Linked DNA regions of Homo sapiens: region 1 is linked to region 2. A link is a loop called in an ENCODE intact Hi-C map of the cell type or tissue named here. Cell type or tissue: endothelial cell of umbilical vein. All regions are shown on one strand. Each heading gives the region's core, and the rest is flanking DNA. Links, peaks and the distances in the headings are about the cores only.

Region 1 (9,010 bases), core at 1-8,000, 84 kb before region 2:
TTCTTTCTCTCATACCATGAAATGTGCCCATTCATGGCAGAAAATTCTCTTTTAAAATTCAAGTGCTCACATTTTTCTGTTTTTGACAAAACTATCATTTATTTATGTATAACAAGTAGTTATAAATAATATGTTTTGTGAAAAGGCTATAAATCTGTTTCAATGTGTTAAATCTTACGTATGGAGCTGTATAACCTTGGGAAGTTTTTATCAATAAATTAAGTTTTCTGTGTGATCTTTAGTTCATTTTCTTAACAGTACCAAATCAATAAGGAAGAAAAGTCTAATTCCATAAATGGTGTTGGCATAATTGGTAAGCTTTTGGGAAGAAAACTTAATTTTGATCATCACTTCATAGTACTTACCAAAACAAATTCCAGTTTAGTTAAAGATATTTAAATGTTTTTTTGAAAATCAGCCAGCCTGTTTTTTGAAAAATTAGATTACTGGCTATCCTGGCTAGGAAGGACTTTCCAAATTTAAAGTGTTAGGAAAAATCACATTAAAATAAGGATAGACTTTATTAAGTATATTTAATTTCTGCATTTCCAAAAGGCAAAGAAGAAAAGTTTGCAGAAAATATGGCAAAGAATTAATGTTTTTTTAAATGCTAAAATTGATAAATAGAAAAACCTGTTAAACCTCAGTAGATAAATGGGCAGAAGGTATGGACAGACAGATAGAATAAGAGATCACCAGTAAATAAAATGATAAAATATCTGGCCCTGCTAATAATTTTAAAAATGCAAACCAAACAGTAGTGAATGACTATATTTGTCCTATTAAATTAGCAAAAGCATTTTTTTTTCCCCTAGAGACAGGTTCTCGCTCTGTCACTCAGGCTGGGTTGCAGTGTCATGATCGTAGCTCACTGTAGCCTCAAACTTGGGGGCTCACATGATCCTCCTGCCTTGGCCCCCTAACAGTAGCTAGGACTACAGGTATGTGCCACCATGTCTGGCTAATTTTTTTTTTTTTTGTAGGGGCAGGTTTCTCCACCTCAGACTCCTAAAGTACTGGTATTACAGGCATGAATCACCATGCCAGCCAGGAATTTTAAATAGTTGTACCGATTAAGAGTAAACTTTGCACTCTCATGAATTGTTTTGTGAGTATAAATTTAGCTCTTTAGGAAAGCTATCTGGGAATATTAATCAAAGGTCTAAAAAATATGTATAGTTTTAATAATCTGAGGGCATATGATAGTCAATATTTAGTAATAATAAAATGCCAGACTTATTCAGTGCTTACTATTTGTATTCTTCTGAGTCTGTACATGTATAAACTCACTTAATTCTATAACAGCTTTATTAGGTAATATTTAGAAAAGGAAACCGAGGTATAAGGAGGTTAAGAAACTTGCCCAGGGTCACACAGCTAGTTAGTAGTAGAATCAGAACTTGATCCCTGGCAGTCCTCAGAACTTAGGCTCCAAAAATTTAATAGTATTTTTATAGAGAGAATATTTATTATGGAGTATATTGGAAGTTTAAGCACTAATGATCTAGCTTTTTAGTTGCTTCTTCAAGAAATAGTAAAAATGATAGTGAACACTTAGTGAGAGCTTACTATGTACCTGACAAGCACTTTCCATTTCTTAACTTATTTAATACTCTAAAATAACCCTAGGAGGAAGATACTATGATTAGCACCATTTTGTAGGTAAAAGCTCTAGAAAGATTTGATAACTTGCCCAAAATTACCCAGTAGAGCCTGCATTTTAAACCCAAAATCTGTCCACTTAACTAATAAGTTGTAAAAAGCCTGATAGTCTGTCTCCTAACCAGTATGCTGAACTGACTTTATAAAAGTAGTAATTCTTTGGATTTGTTTTCTCGAAATTGAGCTTCATTGGGAAATTAAAAACAGAAACTTTTCTTTTTTTGTATAAGCATTTAACACATAGGAAGCAGAACACTGGAACAAGCTAAAAGAAGTTTTAAAATGTTTTCCCCCAGGATCTCATTGCTAATTAACTCATGTCTTCTTCCAAACATCTAGTGCCCTTCGCAGTCTTACAAGTTGTCAAAAATAAAAGTATCATGAATCAAACAACAAATCTATGTTATATCTACAGTGAATGCTGTCCTTCTGACAATTGAGTTAATCAGGTCTCCCTGGCTAGTTTTAAAACTACCGCTTACAGCTATACAGGACTCCTTGTCTTTATGCTGCTTCCTGGGCCTGTATGCCCACTTCATTTACCTAACTCCTTTCTCATTGTTTAAAATTCAGTTTAGATGTTACTACTACCAAGAAGCCCTCCTTCATAAAACTCACCCTTTCTACTTGATTTGAATCCAGTCTACTCTTGTCGTTCCCTATGATTACCTCATAACATTAGTGCATTTTTTTCTTACCTGTTTCCTGCCTCTGTACCCCAGCATCTAACAAAGCGCATATCATTCAGTGTGTTTTTTAAATTGATGTGGGGAGAGAGGGTATAGGGGAATACAAATTTCTGCATAGTAAAAAGCACTGGGAACAAAGTCTAAAGACTGACAGGCCATAGAAAAATGTACTCATGTCACAAATGACTAGTTTCTTAACATACAGTAGTCCCCCTTTATCTGGAGAGGACACATTCCAAGAACCCCAGTGGATGCCTAAAACTACAGATAGTACCAAGCCCTATATACTGTTTTTTCCTATACATATATACCTATGATAAAGTTTAATTTATAAATTAGGCACAATAAAAGATTAACAACACTAATTAATAAAATAGAACATTATAACAATGAACTCTAATAAAAGTTATGTAAATGTGTGCTCTTTCCCCACCCCACCCCCCAAAAAAATCTTATTCTACTTTTTACTCACCTATTTTCAGACCGCTATTGACAGTGGCTAACTGTAAGCATGGAAAATGAAACCATGGATGAGGGGGGACTACTGTATAAAGCTGTATATAGCTCTTACAAATCAATAAGAAAGGCCAATAACCCAATAGGAAAATGAGCAAAAGGAAAACAGATCATTTGTAGAAAGGGAGAAATGTCTCAAACATTATAAAAAAGATGAGTCAGCCCCAATAGTAATAAGATGAATGCGAATTACAGAAATACTGTTTTTAACCTTTCAGGTTAGGTAAGACCAAAAAGTTGATGCAGTAGGGAAACAGACACAATGCTAATGGGATTATAAATTGGTAGATCCTTTTGAGTTGCTTGATGTTCTTCCAGAATTACAAGTACATATATATTCTATAACAGTTCCATTTCCAGGAATTTATCCTACAAATATACTAAAATGATTATTTACAGCATACACATTATTGCATTGTTTGTAAAAGAAAAAAATGGAGATACTCTGAGTGTACATCAATAGGGGGCAGACTAAATGAATTTTATTTATCCATTCAATTAGGTCCTCTGTAGTCATTAAAAAGAATGAGACAGCTCTGTGTTATAGGGTGAGCTTCCAGATATAATGTTAAGTGAAACAGCAAGGTGCAAAACAATGTGTATAGAATGATACCACTTGTGTTGGGAAGAAGAAGAAACTGCACTTGGGTATATGCTTTGTATATCAGCAGACTATTTCTGGGAAGATATCAGAGAACACAACAGTGATTATCTCTGGGAAGAAGCACTGATTGGTCATGGCAGGCTGGGGAACAAGTGTAGTAGAAGGGCATATTTTTTCACTGTCTACTCTTTAATCTTTTAATTTGTAATCTTGTGTGTACTACCTATGTATAAAAATAATTTGTAAAAGAATGAAAAGAATTACAAAGTAAAATATGAATTGTTTTGACAATCACAAAAAGCAAGTCACCAGCAATGAGCAAAATAAGGAAAGAACTCATTAATATTCATTGAATTTTTTTATTTTTTTTATTTTTATTTTTTTTTTTTGAGGCAGAGTCTCGCGCTGTCGCCCAGGCTGGATGGAGTGCAGGGCGCGATCTCGGCTCACTGCAAGCTCCGCCTCCTGCGTTCACGCCATTCTCCCGCCTCAGCCTCACGCGTAGCTGGGACTACAAGTGCTCGCCACCATGCCCAGCTAATTTTTTGTATTTTTAGTAGAGACAGGGTTTTACCGTGTATTGCATGTTTTTTATGTGCTAGATGCTTTACATATAATTACTTCATGTAATCTTCGTAAATCCTCTGAGAAATACCTAGTTTTAGCTGTATCGTACAAAGAGATTGATGGAGCCTTAGAAATGTTAGCATTCGGCTAATAAGGAAGCAAGGGTTTATTTGAAATCAGATCTTTTCTGTTTCCATAGTTGGGTTTTTTTCCCACCAAACCATCTGGCTTCCAATTAGTGACCATCTTTTATTAGTGAAAGTAAGTATAAGTGTACTTTAATAGTGAGCAGCAGTTACCAAAAATGTCCACAAGATGGAAATGTTAGACACAAGCAGATATTTTTCTTTGTAAAACATCATGCTACATATCCAAGTGGCATATTTAAATAGATGTGTCCTGTTTTGCAGTAACATTTCTTTAGTACTTTGTTATAGATAGATAGTTTCAGATATCACTTAATGTTTCTCTTTTCTCATAACAATAGTTGATAGGGCTTTTTCTGTACCAGGCAGTATTCTGGGTACTTTACATAAATTAATTCATTAAGTCTTCTCAACAGGCTGGGTGTGGTGGCTCACACCTGTAATCCCAGCTGCTTGGGAAGCTGAGGTGGGATAATCACTTGAACCCGGGAGTGAGAGTTTGCAGTGAGCCAAGATCACACCACTGCACTCCAGCCTGGGTGACAGAGTAAGATCCTGTCTCAAAAGTTTTCTCAACAAATAATATTATGAAGTATTTGCCATTATCATTTCTGTTTCATAAGTGAGGAACATAGGTGAAATAGCTTACAGTGTCACAGCTAGTAAGTGGCAGAGCTGGGATTCAAATTTTAGCAGTTATTGCCACCTATTTGAAAAAAAGATATTGGCTTGTATTGATAGTGTGATTTTGTTTATAAGTTTCACCTGGGCCGGGCCTGGTGGCTTATGCCTGTAATCCCCGCACTTTGGGAGGCTAAGGAGGGCGGATTGCCTGAGCTCAGGAGTTCGCAGTCAGCCTGGGCAACACGGTGAAACCCCGTCTCTACTAAAATACAAAAAATTAGCCGGGCATGGCAGCATGCACCTGTAGTCCCAACTACTCAGGAGGTTGAGGCAGGAGAATTGCTTGAACCTGGGAGGCATAGGTTGCAGTGAGCTGAGATCATGCCACTGCTCTCCAGCCTGGGCGACAAGAGCGAGACTCCATCTCAAAAAAAAAAAAAAAAAGTTTCACCTGTATATAAATTTAAGAATACTTGTAGTTAACGCTTCCCCCCCACCCCCACCCATTAAGACAGAGTCTCACTCTGTCGACCAGGCTGGAGTGCACTAGCGTCATCTCAGCTCACTGCAACCTCTGCCTCCCAAGTTCAAGTGATTCTCATGCCTCAGCCACCAGAGTAGCTGGGATTACAGGTGTGCACCACCACGCCCTGCTAATTTTGTATTTTTGATAGAGACGAGGTTTTGCTATGTTGGCCAGGTTGGTCTCGAACTCCTGACCTCAAGTGATCCACCTGCCTTAGCCTCCCAAAGTGCTGGGATTACAGACATAAGCCACTGCGCCCAGTCACCTCTCATTAGCTGATGTATCTTGGGTTTGTGTGCCCCCTTATTTCAATCTTAATATGTGTATGGAAAAAAGGACATTATGTCTTAAAATTTTAACTGTGAGTTGGTGACCAGAATTTTATTTTTAGTTGTAGGAAACATCTTAGATCCTCTCTTGGGAATTCAGACATTCTTCCCCTCCCCCAACCTGCACCCATGTTTAATGTTGTAATTCTTAAGTTATCCACATTTCATCATGGAAACATTGTCGTCAGGAAATGCCATATTTATTACCCTGTCATATATCTTAAACATGTGAGAAAAATACTTTAGTAAAAGTATTTGTTTTCTTTAGTTGCAGAGCTTGAAGTGAAAACCAGAGAAAAATTAGAAGCTGCTAAGAAAAAAACAAGCTTTGAGATTGCAGAGCTTAAGGAGAGATTAAAAGCAAGTCGTGAAACTATAAATTGTTTAAAAAATGAAATCAGAAAACTTGAAGAAGATGACCAAGCAAAAGACATATAAACAGTTCTCATGAGAACTTGGTAGTAAGCTAAACTGAAAATAAGGTGGGCTTCACTGGAGAAATGGACTTACTGCAAATGCTGTGATGTTTCTTAGAGGAACTTCATATACAGCTGTTGACCATGAATTTCTTAGCAATAGGAATTTGTACTATTTAAGCAATCTTTAATGGAAAATATGTGTGTAAGAATGGATGCTATATAGGTATTTTACCAACCCATTTTAAGAAAATTCTATGATATTAAGCACAGTTTTTAAAAATGTTTATTGTAGTATATGTATAGCTTATTACCCTTTTGACAGGCATCAAAATTTCATTATAAAGTATTACTTGTACAAATTTTGTACTTCTTTAGTGGCTAGAATTAGTGAAGAAACTTAATGTGTATATTTAATTTCTTCAAGTTCTTACCTGCCCCCATCCTTTTTTGTATATGATGTGTCCAGTAAGTATTCAATAAATGTAGTTTACAGATCCTATTTCTCCCTCCTGATGTGTTTCTTCCTCTTTGAAGACTTTCTGGAACTCCCTCAATACAGTTAAAGTATCTTTATAGTATTGTGACATCACATCTCTTATTGGCACTCATTGTCGCATGTAGAAGCTCTTTGATGGTAAAGATTATATCTTAAGTTTTGTTCTGCCTATATCATAGTGTCATTATTCTTCACATACAAATATATTAATTCTTAGGGGCCAGGCATGGCGGCTTACGCCTGTAATACCAGCACTTTGGGAGTCCAAGGCAGGTGGATCACCTGAAGTCAGGAGTTCAAGACTGGCCTGGCCAACATGGTAAAACCCCATCTCTACTAAAAATACAAAAATTAGCCAGGCATGGTGGCACATGCCTGTAATCCCAGCTACTTGGGAAGCTGAGGCAGGAGAATTGCTTGAACCCAGGAGGCAGAGGTTGCAATGAGCTGAGATCACGCCACTGCACTCCAGCCTGGGCGGCAGAATGAGACTTCATCTCAAAAAAAAAAAAAAAATTAAATCTTTCATAGAGACATATGGGAAGCAGCTGCAGCTGTGCATTAGCTTCATGCACTACTCCTACCCTCTCCTCTTTAGCCTCTTCTGTTCAAATCCACACAGCAAGTCCTCTACTTTTAGACTCATCTACTTTTAACATTCATTAATACCTAATCTTTAAAGGTATGTTGGCTGAACCATCTTGGCAACCTAGGAACAAAAATACTTTTTTATCTGTCTGCCCTGATGGATTGGTTACTTTTTACTTTGTGGCTTTATTTTTTAAAGTTGTGACTTTTGCAATTATTATGGAGGATGTACAAAGGCCTCTGTGGTCTGAAATTTCGGCCAGAGCCCTCTGGGGCTTGATGGTGGTACTTTCAATTGTGCCAGGCATCATTCATTTTCTCTGCACCTTTTATCCCCATGCCTACCTGCCAGGCTTATCATGATAAGATTTCCCAAGTATCGCATAGGGCCTGGGGATAGATCAGGAAAATAACATGAGGGAAAAGCCCCATTCTACTTGAGGAGTTGGCACAGGCAATCATTATTCTAGTCAGCTGCCCACGAATGTATTGGTTCAAATGTATTGGTTCATAAAACTAAAGTCCATGTAGGTAGGTCTGACTTCATGCATGCATACAAGGGTTCAAAATATGTGGTCATGGCTCAATCTTACTCTCTATTGGCTCTTATTTCTTTGTTGGCTTTAATCTTGGTAGGATTTCACTGTGACATTGCAAAGAACTCCTGTAACTCAATAAAAATTTTTTTAATGGGCAAAGGATTTGAACAGAGATTTCTCCAAGGAAGGTATCAAAATGGTCAATAAGCATATGAGGAGATGCTCTGCATCATTCATCATTAGGAAAATGTGAAGTGTATCGCATTTCACTTCACATCCACCATTGTGGCTATAATTTTAAACAAAATACCCAAAAAAGTTGATGAGGCTATAGAAAAATTGGAACCCTCATATATTGCTGGTAGGAATGTAAAATGGTTCAGCCACTTTGGAAAACAGCTTGGCAATTCTTCAAAAAGTTAAGCATAATTATCCAATGACACAACAATTCCACTCCTAGATATATACCCAAGAGAAATGAAAACATGTTCACACAAAAACTTGTACATCAATGTTCATAGCATCATGCATGACTGCCAAAAAGGAAACAATTCAAAATGTCCATCAACTAATGAATGCATTTTTTAAATGTGGTATCTCCATATGATAGATTTTCCCATTCTTTTATAAGTGGAAAGAGAATATTTCCCAAGGGATAATTTCTTCATCTAGACAATAAGAAGAATTAAAGAAACTCAGCTAATTAGGCAGCTCACTTCTTGAAAGAAGATCAAAGTATTAGTTTCATTTTTTCTAACCAATGTAGGTGTTTGGTGCTGTTATTCATATTTTACAGATAGGAGATTAAGGAACTATAGCTTGGTGTTGAGTCAACCAGCAGTTACTCAGATGAGTAATCTGCTATGGGCTTTTCTGTCTCATTAATACTTAATTCTCATGTTCAAAGTGTTAGCATTTTTAATTGTCTGTTGCTCATGCCTAAATACTTCTCAAACCTCCTTCCTTTAACTAATTGTAGTAACTTAATACTATATCAAATATGAACATCAGGTAGCATAAATGCAAAACACTGTAGATAAAAATCTTGCTAGCCATTAATAACATGTAAGAAAATTCTAGTATTAATTTTGTTGGATGGAATACTAAAGCATAGATATTTGAAATCTCTAGAAAACATTTCAGGTACCTGTTCCTTAGCATTACCCCTAATGTCTTCAGTTTTGTTTTGTTTTGTTTTTTAATAATAATAGATTTCAAACTCTTGAGATCAAAACCAAAGAAAATGACTGGGCATGGTGGCTCACGCCTGTAGTCCCAACACTTTGTGGGGCTGAGGATCTCTTG
Region 2 (9,219 bases), core at 443-8,442:
CCTTTTTACTGTTTTTCTTTAAAAAGCTGAAAGTGCTTACACTTTCATTTCCTCATTTGTTCTGACATTCCAGTGTGGGTGGGGCAGATTTATGATAACATTATTTATAGATGGAGAAATCGAAATAGAGATTAAATCGCTTAATCAATGTTGCATAGCTGGGGCAGTGGAGCCCACAGTGGAATTTGGTTCTCCAGGCTCCAGCCACGAAGTGGAAAGAACATGAGTTTTGGAATTAGAGGGATCTTTGCACAATCCTGATTCTGCCCCTTAACAAGAATGTGGCCTTAAGTCAATTACTTCACCTAAGTCTCAGTTATCCTCATCTCTAAAATTAAGACCATAAAACCTCATAGCAATGTAGTGAAGATTAATTTAGAAAACGCGTGTAAAGCCTTGGCATAGAGTAATTCCCAAATAATATTAGTTCCACCCCCAACCCAGTATTATCTGGTTACATTTCAGTACAAATTTAAAGTAATCAAAATGAATCCTCCATTATAGTAATTTTTTTTCTAGCCTCATCTTCTTTCACTGAGAGCAAAACATGAATAAAAATCCTTCAATAGGTCATTTAATTCAACGGCAAGAACTTTTGCTCCGGTAAGAGTTATCCCTGTTGGAAAAAATTAGAAAAAAAGAGGAATATGTGGAAGACAAGATATTAGTTCTTAATATCTTATGCAGTGGTTCTTAAACTTGACAGTATATCAGAATCTCCTGGAGGGCCTGTTAAAACACAGATTGCTGGGTCCCACCCCAGAGCTTCTGATTCATAAGATCTGGGGCGGGACCCAGTAATGTGCATCTGTAACAAGTTCACAGATGATGTTGAGAGGCTTAGTCCAGGGACTTCTAGGGGTGGGGCCCAGCAATCTGTTTTAACAAGCCCTTTAGGTGGTTCTGATGCACTCTCAAATTTGAGAACCACTGGGATAGTGGTGAAAAGCATCTGAGAATATGGTCTGCAAATTCAAACCCAGGCGGCTCCATTTACCAGTTAGATGACCAGATTAAATGACTAACCTCTAGCACCTCTGCATCCCACACAGAGCCTGATAATATCTGTGATTCAGGATTCCTCTCACTATCCCTTTAGGCCTTGAGTAAAAAGAGATGTCGGTGAGTCCTGCCAACCCACGCTGTTTTTTACTTCTTCACACTCTGAGGCACAAAAGGCTGCTTGAATTTGAGTATTACGGAAGTATTTGCCAACACTTCTGCGATCACAAAAATAAAGTAAGAAAGCCCTGTAAATAAAGCCAAGAGCAGTGGCATTGTTTGCATCTTAAATTTGTAATAATGGGTTTTCAACTTTTTTCCTTTCCCCTGCCTTTCATAGTAGAAACATTTAAAAATCTTCCCCGCCACCCCCCCCCCCCCCAGTTTCAAGAGATGTTAGTACATTTGTTTTGCAGATAGTATGCATTGCTAAGAGGCTTTTTTTTCTTTCCCTGCATCCCAGATACAGAATCTGCCTCAGATATCTGGTGCCTTTCTGATTTTGTGGCTGAGGAATCCCACGCCCTCCTCCTTTCCATCCCTTTTCCCTGTCTGGTATGTAACTCTGTGGGTCCTCATATTATCACTGCATGGAGCTTCACAAGCACCTGTATTTTTCCAGTTGTAAAAACCCCTACTCTTTCTTTTTTTTTTTTTTTTTTTTTTTGAGACGGAGTCTCGCTCTGTCGCCCAGGCCGGACTGCGGACTGCAGTGGCGCAATCTCGGCTCACTGCAAGCTCCGCTTCCCGGGTTCACGCCATTCTCCTGCCTCAGCCTCCCGAGTAGCTGGGACTACAGGCGCCCGCCACCGCGCCCGGCTAATTTTTTGTATTTTTAGTAGAGACGGGGTTTCACCTTGTTAGCCAGGATGGTCTCGATCTCCTGACCTCATGATCCACCCGCCTCGGCCTCCCAAAGTGCTGGGATTACAGGCGTGAGCCACCGCGCCCGGCCAACCCCTACTCTTTCTTATTTCCTTAACTAATCTTTTCTATTGCCTATTGCTGATGAGGTATAAGAATCGTTAACTTTTATCCAATGCCAGACATTCTGAAATGTTTATCATGCATTATCATTTTGGATTCCTACAATGCAGAGATGATTTTATAACTTGCCAGGGTGAAAAAATAAAAGTAAATAAAAGGAGACAAGCAAAAAGATTCCAGATCCCCACCCCAACCCCCCCAACCCCCCAACCCCAGCTCTCGCCTCTGTTGAAGTCACCAGTGATGACAGAATATAGGAATATAGTTTGAGCCCTGTTTTTAAATAATTTCAAAATCTTGGTATAGGTAGATGAGATTTATACACACGTGAATTAAAATCAACCAACATTTGTGAGATTGGGTTTGGTATCTTTGACCGTTTTTCTCCCCTGCAAGACGTAGATAATAGCACCAACCCCAAGGAGTTTGGGGATGATTAAATAAGTTAATGCACCCGAAGGGACTTAATACAGTGCCTACCACGTAGTAAGCGTTCAATAAATGTTAACTATTATCATTATTTTTTAAAGGAGGCAGATTGGAGCGTAGAGTACACTGAAGGGAGTCGGGAGGCCGGGTGTAGGCACTGGATTCTTGCACCTAATTCTCCGAGCCTCGGTTTCCTTATTTGTAAAATTAGCTGGCTGGAGTAAAACAACTCAAACAGCAGTTAAAGCAAAGGGTGCAGCAGTAGCCGGGGAATCGAGGAGGCGCGGGGCGGAAAGGGTTAGTTAGGAGCCCAGAGGCTGATCTGTGGGCGCCCGGCGAGAGAGGCCCCGCCCCGCCCTGGAGGCCCTGGCAGCTCCGGGCTGAGAGCAGTTCCGGTGCCAAAACCCTTCCCTCCCCCGCTCCCCCGGAAGTGCTTTTCCAAGATTCGGGCCGGAGAGAGGCCTTGTAGGCACAGCGGCTGAGACTCGATCTGCTCCAAGTAGGGGCTCCAGCGCGGGTCGGAGTCTGGGGGTTCGCGCCCGCCGACCCGCGCCCTGCTCCCTCTCAGCACCTGGGCGGACGGTGAGTGGCTAGGGAAACGGACTGGGACGGCCGCGGGCCCGCGTCGGAGCTGGCGTTCTCGTGCCCCCGCTGCCCGCTTCGGGATCCGGGCTGAGGGCTCGGCTGCCGGCGTCCGGGGAAGGGGATTGTCGACCGCCGCGGACTTCTCCGGGCCAGCGGGACGGGAAGAGCTGGCTGTGGGTCCATGGGGTGGGCGGGGCGGAGCCAGGGAGGGGGTTCCCAGAGCTGTTGTTGCTGTTGGGACTCGAGAGTGGGGATGGGCTGGGCCTCTGTTCGTCCGTCCGACCCCCCTCATGTGTGCTGCCCCAAACCTCGCCGCTCCCTAGTTTGGTATTCTGTGTCCGGCCTGGGGTAGTAGCTGGACACCAGACTCAATCTTGGGCTCCAGTTCCCGACTTTTCGCCTCCTCTGGGTCTGTCCTGGGGTCAGTAATTAACCCGGGTCCCAGGGGTGTCGTCTTTTCCCTCCAGGGTGGGGCGCTGCCTGTACATGCCAGGGATCTTTTGCAGGGCTTTTCATCCAGATTTGCTTCAGGGTTGTCCGGGATCGATTTGGACTGGGCTCGGAACCGGTCCTGGATACGTAGGTCGCTGTGGCACCAGCATGCTCTGTATCATCTTTACTCACTTGAAAGCTTGCTGAAGCTGTTGTTGAAGTAAACTTAAAGAAAAAACTTGCTTAAGGAAAATCAGTAGTTTAGACACCCCCTCCCCCGCCTTTTTTTGCAGACATACTAAAAAAAAAAAGATGCTTTTCTCTAATCTACACTCTTAATTCTTTTGGCTATCTGATGTCACAGTTGTATGATGAGTTCATTCAGAGGCTGTACGAATTGATTTTAAAGAGTTGGACAGTTATATCCTTTCTCCCAAAGTTTGTTTACCTTCATATTTGGAACTGTCATTTTTCTTAAGGAAAAATTGTTCTTGGATTTTCTTGAGAGATTCCTTACACTGTTAAAATTGTTGCTGCAATGCAGAGTTTCACACAGGTGGGCAGAGATGTTTTGTTTAAACTTATTCCATGAAGTGTTTACTTCGGATAAACTGAGGATTTCCTAGGGGAGAAAGTGATGTAGGTAGGTTTAGTGAACAGATTTTAGGTAGTAAACTTTACTGCTGAAAGGTTTGTAGGAAATATGGGTTTTCCACAATAAATGGTGATTTAAAAACTTTTTATAAGGGAATGCAGTTACTGCAGATTATTGCTATTAGCAGATGGCCACTGTTTTTGCAGCGTAAAGTATTCACAAATCACCTTCTTGAAACCAGTGACGCTATCTGCAACTCTCATCTTGTGTGTAGATTAGGGTTTATTCTGTAGTTTTTTGGGTACTTATGTCATTCTCTTTCCTCCCACCCCTGAAAGGGGAGGTGGTATCATGAATCAGGAAAAATAGACTGAAGTGACAAGTTCAGTGAGCTTTTCCTATGCAAAGGAAAATTTATTTCAAGGTTGTTGATTTTGAACAGGCAAAGGGTAGATGATTTTTAAAGTCCTTGGAAAAAATTGTGGAGAGATTAGCTGCACAACTTTTCTTTTTCCTCTTCCTTTCTTTTCTTTTTTCTTTCTTTTCGAGACAGCCTCATTCTGCTGCCCAGGCTGCAGCACAGTGGCCCCATCATAGCTCACTGCAGCCTCCAACTCCTGGACTCAAGCAGTCCTTCTGTCTCAGACTCCTGAGTGGCTAGGACTATAGGCACCAACCACCACACCTGGCTAATTTTTTTTTTTTTTTTTTTTGTAGAGCCGAGGTTTCACTATGTTGCCCAGGCTGGTCTTGAACTCCTGGGCTCAAGTGATCCTCCCATCTCGGCCTTCCAAAGTGCTGGGATTACAGTTGTGAGCCACCATCCCCAGCATATTTGCACAACTTTTAAATTTAGATAGAAACTGTAGCTTCTTCCACATGTGAAGTACTTAATTATTTAGAGCATAAGATTGGAATATTGGAATTGAGAGAATCTGGAAAAATAGTTAAGTTAGATGTAGTTACAGATTTGCAGGTATGACAATGTATTTTTAAGGGAAATACTTCAAGAGTTTTAAGAGCAGAGAAAGGTGATTGGGGAAAATCAGATACTGATTGTATTTTTATATTATACAAGTCAATTCAACAAACACTGAGCATTTGCTATGCATGTTATGCTATGTTATGCATAGCATGCTATTTGCTATGCTATGTTAGGTAACTATGTAAGGAGCAAATAAAGGTATAGCCATAACAGTTGAGTTTCATGTTTTGGTAATAATTTCTGAAATCATGAAGAGTTGAGTTGTATTCTTTAGGCATACTAACAATTTTTTTTGTAATTGGGACTTAACATTGGCGATGGGTGTTGAGTGCTTCATGAAAAGCGCTATACTAGGCATTTTAGGATATAAAGATTAAACTTTTGGTTTTTAGGAATTTGAAATCTAGAAGGGGATATAAGATTTGTGTAAACATTTACAACATAAACATTTGTAAATACTTATGGGTGGTTTGAGGTAAAGTTTGGAGTAAATTATACAAAAGAAGAAAGGGTTCATTTTTAGCTTAAGTAATGGAAATTTGTGGAGATAGCTCAGAAGCTACTGTTTATTGAGCATTTACTGAACAGACTTAATGCTAGTTGCTGTTTACAGCATTTTCTTAGCTTCACAGCAATATGTAAGTACCTTAATAATGAGGACAGTGAGGCTCAAATATGTTAAGTTACTTGCCTGGGCTATGTGGCTAGCATGTAACAGCCCCAATTTGAATCCAAATCTGTCTGGTGCCAAAGCCTGTGTGTTTCTACTGCATCATGTTGCTCCCCAATAAACTGGTAACCTGAGTTTAATGTTACAGAGAATAAGACTTTTCTAAGACAAAGATTTATGGATTGGGAGTAGGTGGGTGAAGAAGGCCTTTCAAATAAAGAGAATGATGTGAGCAGAAGTGTGGAGGTGGGAAAGTTCATTGTGTACTTGGAGAAAAGTTAGTGGACCAGATTACCTGGAATATACTGTTCATTTTTGGGAATTAGAGATGAGGTTTGAATTTTAAGTGGGGGCAGGATTGTGGAGCATGTTTAAGTGCTGCTTTTAGAAGTTTGACATTTGGGGAAAAAAAGTTCGACGTTTGGGAGGTAATGAGAAGTTACCAAGGTCTAATAGAGTAGTGTGCAGAATGATTTGATGTGGAAAGCTGACTTTCAATGTAGTATAAATACTGGGCAAGGGCAGTGGTAATGGAATTAGAGTGAAGGCTCTGCAGGACCTCAATGTCGTAGGTGGGTGGCGAGGAGGAGGGGTTTTTGGAGCAGGTTTGGAGGAGATGGAAGGTGAAGATTACACTTTTGTTTTTGAGACAGAGTCTAGCTTTGTTGCCAGGCTGGAGTGCGGTGGCGTGATCTTGGCTCACTGCAACCTCCGCCTCCTGGGTTCAAGTGATTGTCCTGCTTCATCTTCCCGAATAGCTGGGACTACAGGTGCTCACCACCACGCCCAGCTAACTTTTGTATTTTTAGTAGAGACGGGGTTTCACCATGTTGACCAGGATGGTCTCGATCTCTTGACCTCGTGATCCGCCTGCCTCAGCCTCCCAAAGTGCTGGGATTACAGGTGTGAGCCACTGCGCCCAGCTGAAGATTACACTTTTTAAGTGTCGGAGATGTTGACGGTGGTACTCTTACTAGAAATACGGGCAAGGAGGTACGTAATGAGATCAGTTTTGGATTTGTTGACTTTTTTGTATACTTGCCAAACGCTGGAAATGTCCAAAGGCTTTTGGAAATGTGGATTTGTGGTTAAGGGGAGAGGTCAGGACTAGGCATATATTAAACATGGGTTTAGTGAATAATACAAATAGGTGTACTGGTTGAATCTGTGTAAGAAGATGAAAGTGCCAAGGGAGAATGTAGAGGGGAAAGAAAAAAAAAACTTCTGTTTTAAATGGCATCTGTTTAAAACAGAAGGAAATATGCTAAGTGATTTATTTTATGCAGTGGGTAAAGAATTTGATAGTATGTCCACTGCTTCTTCACACTGTAGGTTCACACGGAGTAGAAAGAATCTGATCATTAAAAATCCAATTGGGAAATACAGTTTTCTTGCCCTGGGTAGCAAGAATACTATGCTATCTTTACCCTGTTTCAGGGAGGACAAACTACTTCAGACTCATTTCATCCAGAGTGTCAGATTTGGTTACTTAAAAGCTATGTTAGCTTGTTTCTTTTGGACATTTGTTTGGCAAGTGGTATGTGAGGAGTTGGAAGCAAATCTCTGATACAGTATTTCACTTATTTATGTGTATGACATCGATTTTGGTTTCAAAATCAAGAACCTCTGAATATTCAAAGATAATATTTACATCTCATTAAGGCTGTTAATATTGCTTTTTATAGAAAATGGCATTTGATTACATATTTTTCTTCCAACTCTATTTTATAAGTTCTTTTGATTAACATGATTAGTTTTGGCTTATAATGTTTGGATTATATTAGAGGGATAGAATAAGATACTTTTATCCATTATATGATAACACATATGAAAGTTACATATTTTATTTTGGAAACTGTTTAAGAACTGTAAATTTATAGAATTTTGTGTGGTTTTCTGTTTAGGTATTTAAATAGGGGGAACTTGAGTATTAATGTGTAAAAGATTATAATAGTTTGCAGAATGAGGCTTAGAGTTGTAACTTTTTGAGGGCAAGTTTATTATTTTTAGACTGAGTTACCATGGAAGTGTTTATTTCCTTCTTGAGAATTAATACATTCCTTTTGTTTTTCAGGAATATGTTTTCCACTATATCACAGGCACTTGGGAATGTCGAAAGAGTCCTGTGTCAGTGTTGTTGGAGGCAGGGGGTTTTGTGTGTGCTTTGTCTGGGCTGTTTGGCTTAGTTTCAGTAAGCCTGGTATTAATGAGGCAAAGGTCAGGAGTTCCATTTAGCTTCAGTCTAAATGATGGCCAGGGAGTACACCCCTCACTCCCTCCAGCTGTCTTGGAAATTCCTTGGTTGTCATTGGTCACAAAGGTGACTAGATGAGGGTGGATTGTTATACCACTGGAAGAATATTAGAGGAAACTTAGGATAATGGCTGGGACCTCTGACTCTAGAATTAGATAGACCCGTGTCAAAATCCTTGGTATTCAACCTTGGGAGAGTCCCTAAACTTCTCTAAGCTTACATTTCCTCATTATTGAATAGGTTAATATTTGGTTTGGGCATTACGTATCATCACTTTCCTTTTCTCAGTGGGAGCTAGCCACTTAAGCTTGTGGCTCCCGAAGTGCTGGACTGTGGAGTAGTGTCAGTTCATGACAGAGTTTTCCTTTGAGTGAAAGGAGAATGTAGTTGGCTTCTTTAAAGCTAAATCTATTGATATGTTTTTCTAAAATTATCTTTTGCCATTTTCGATGGGCGCTTAGTTCTTTTATGAAATAGTGGTGATGGGTAATCGGTAGTTTTTGTTTTTGTTTTTTAAATGTCCTTGGCAGAATAAAAGTTGGCAGCCCTATGCTGGTCACCCTCTCCTTCCTCGTGCCCCTTTTTAAAGATTATGGTTCTGTGAAATCCGAAAATCTTGGCTTAAACAGAATCTGAGGGATTGGAGGAGACTATTCATCCACATATTTATGCATATTAAAGAAGGTTTGGGGTACATTCTGCCCTTGTGTTAGCCTACAGAGGACGTATTGTGATTCTCGCCACCATTGAATTTAATTTTGTCAAGATTCACAGTCAATACTTATAACATATTTCAAGGAGCAGTTCAGACTGTTTTCAGTTGAGTTCACACAAGTAGCTCTAAATTACTTGTTTAAGACTGTGTTTCTCAACCAGAGCCTCTGGAGAAAACTGTTGAACTGTGGGCGCTGCCTGGGGGTGCTGCTTTAAGTTATTACTCTGTTGATTAGCCAACAAGATAAATAACTCGCCTTTGACATAGTGAAGCAGCAGAAATTGGCTTTCCATTTCACTTCTTCTGCAGGAAAGATAGAGCAAGAAAAGCCTTTTTATTAATACAGCAAGTAAACCTTGTACAAATATCAGTATTCAAAATGCTTTCTAGAGAAAGAATAGTGCAGCACTGTGCGTAATGGGTTATGTAAGTGGAGTCACAGAAGTCCTCCTGGGGACACAAACCAATTATGAACATAAGTGCTTATTGAAATTGCATCAGTTGTCTAGATGAGGAGCTTATTGACTCCCTGGTTCACTTGGGTGGGCAGGCGGCTGTGGGGGAG

The links. Peaks named below come from ENCODE experiments on the same cell type or tissue, not always from the same donor. Only the 100,000 strongest peaks of a DNase experiment are listed, where the experiment ranks them.
Region 1: a loop joins it to region 2, with 4 times the contacts of the local background. A loop is called at or near these places in 5 of 110 quality-filtered maps.

The regions. Positions count from the first base shown.
Region 1 is chr12:69,384,216-69,393,225 of GRCh38, forward strand. It overlaps YEATS4 (YEATS domain containing 4), which reads left to right. Exons shown (of 7, transcript NM_006530.4): 7 at 5,932-6,655. The coding sequence ends at 6,101. Among named protein-coding and RNA genes, the nearest start is that of YEATS4, 29 kb to the left of the region's middle. In endothelial cell of umbilical vein, for the core only: a CTCF peak has its summit at 4,326 (motif pointing right); DNase peaks (open chromatin) are centred at 4,356 and 5,846; H3K27ac peaks cover 625 bases.
Region 2 is chr12:69,467,531-69,476,749 of GRCh38, forward strand. It overlaps FRS2 (fibroblast growth factor receptor substrate 2), which reads left to right and starts at 2,858. Exons shown (of 9, transcript NM_001278356.2): 1 at 2,858-3,000. RefSeq lists enhancers at 2,529-3,030, 3,202-3,251. In endothelial cell of umbilical vein, for the core only: a CTCF peak has its summit at 3,651; DNase peaks (open chromatin) are centred at 2,831, 3,171, 3,481 and 7,821; H3K4me3 peaks cover 1,733 bases; H3K27ac peaks cover 1,340 bases.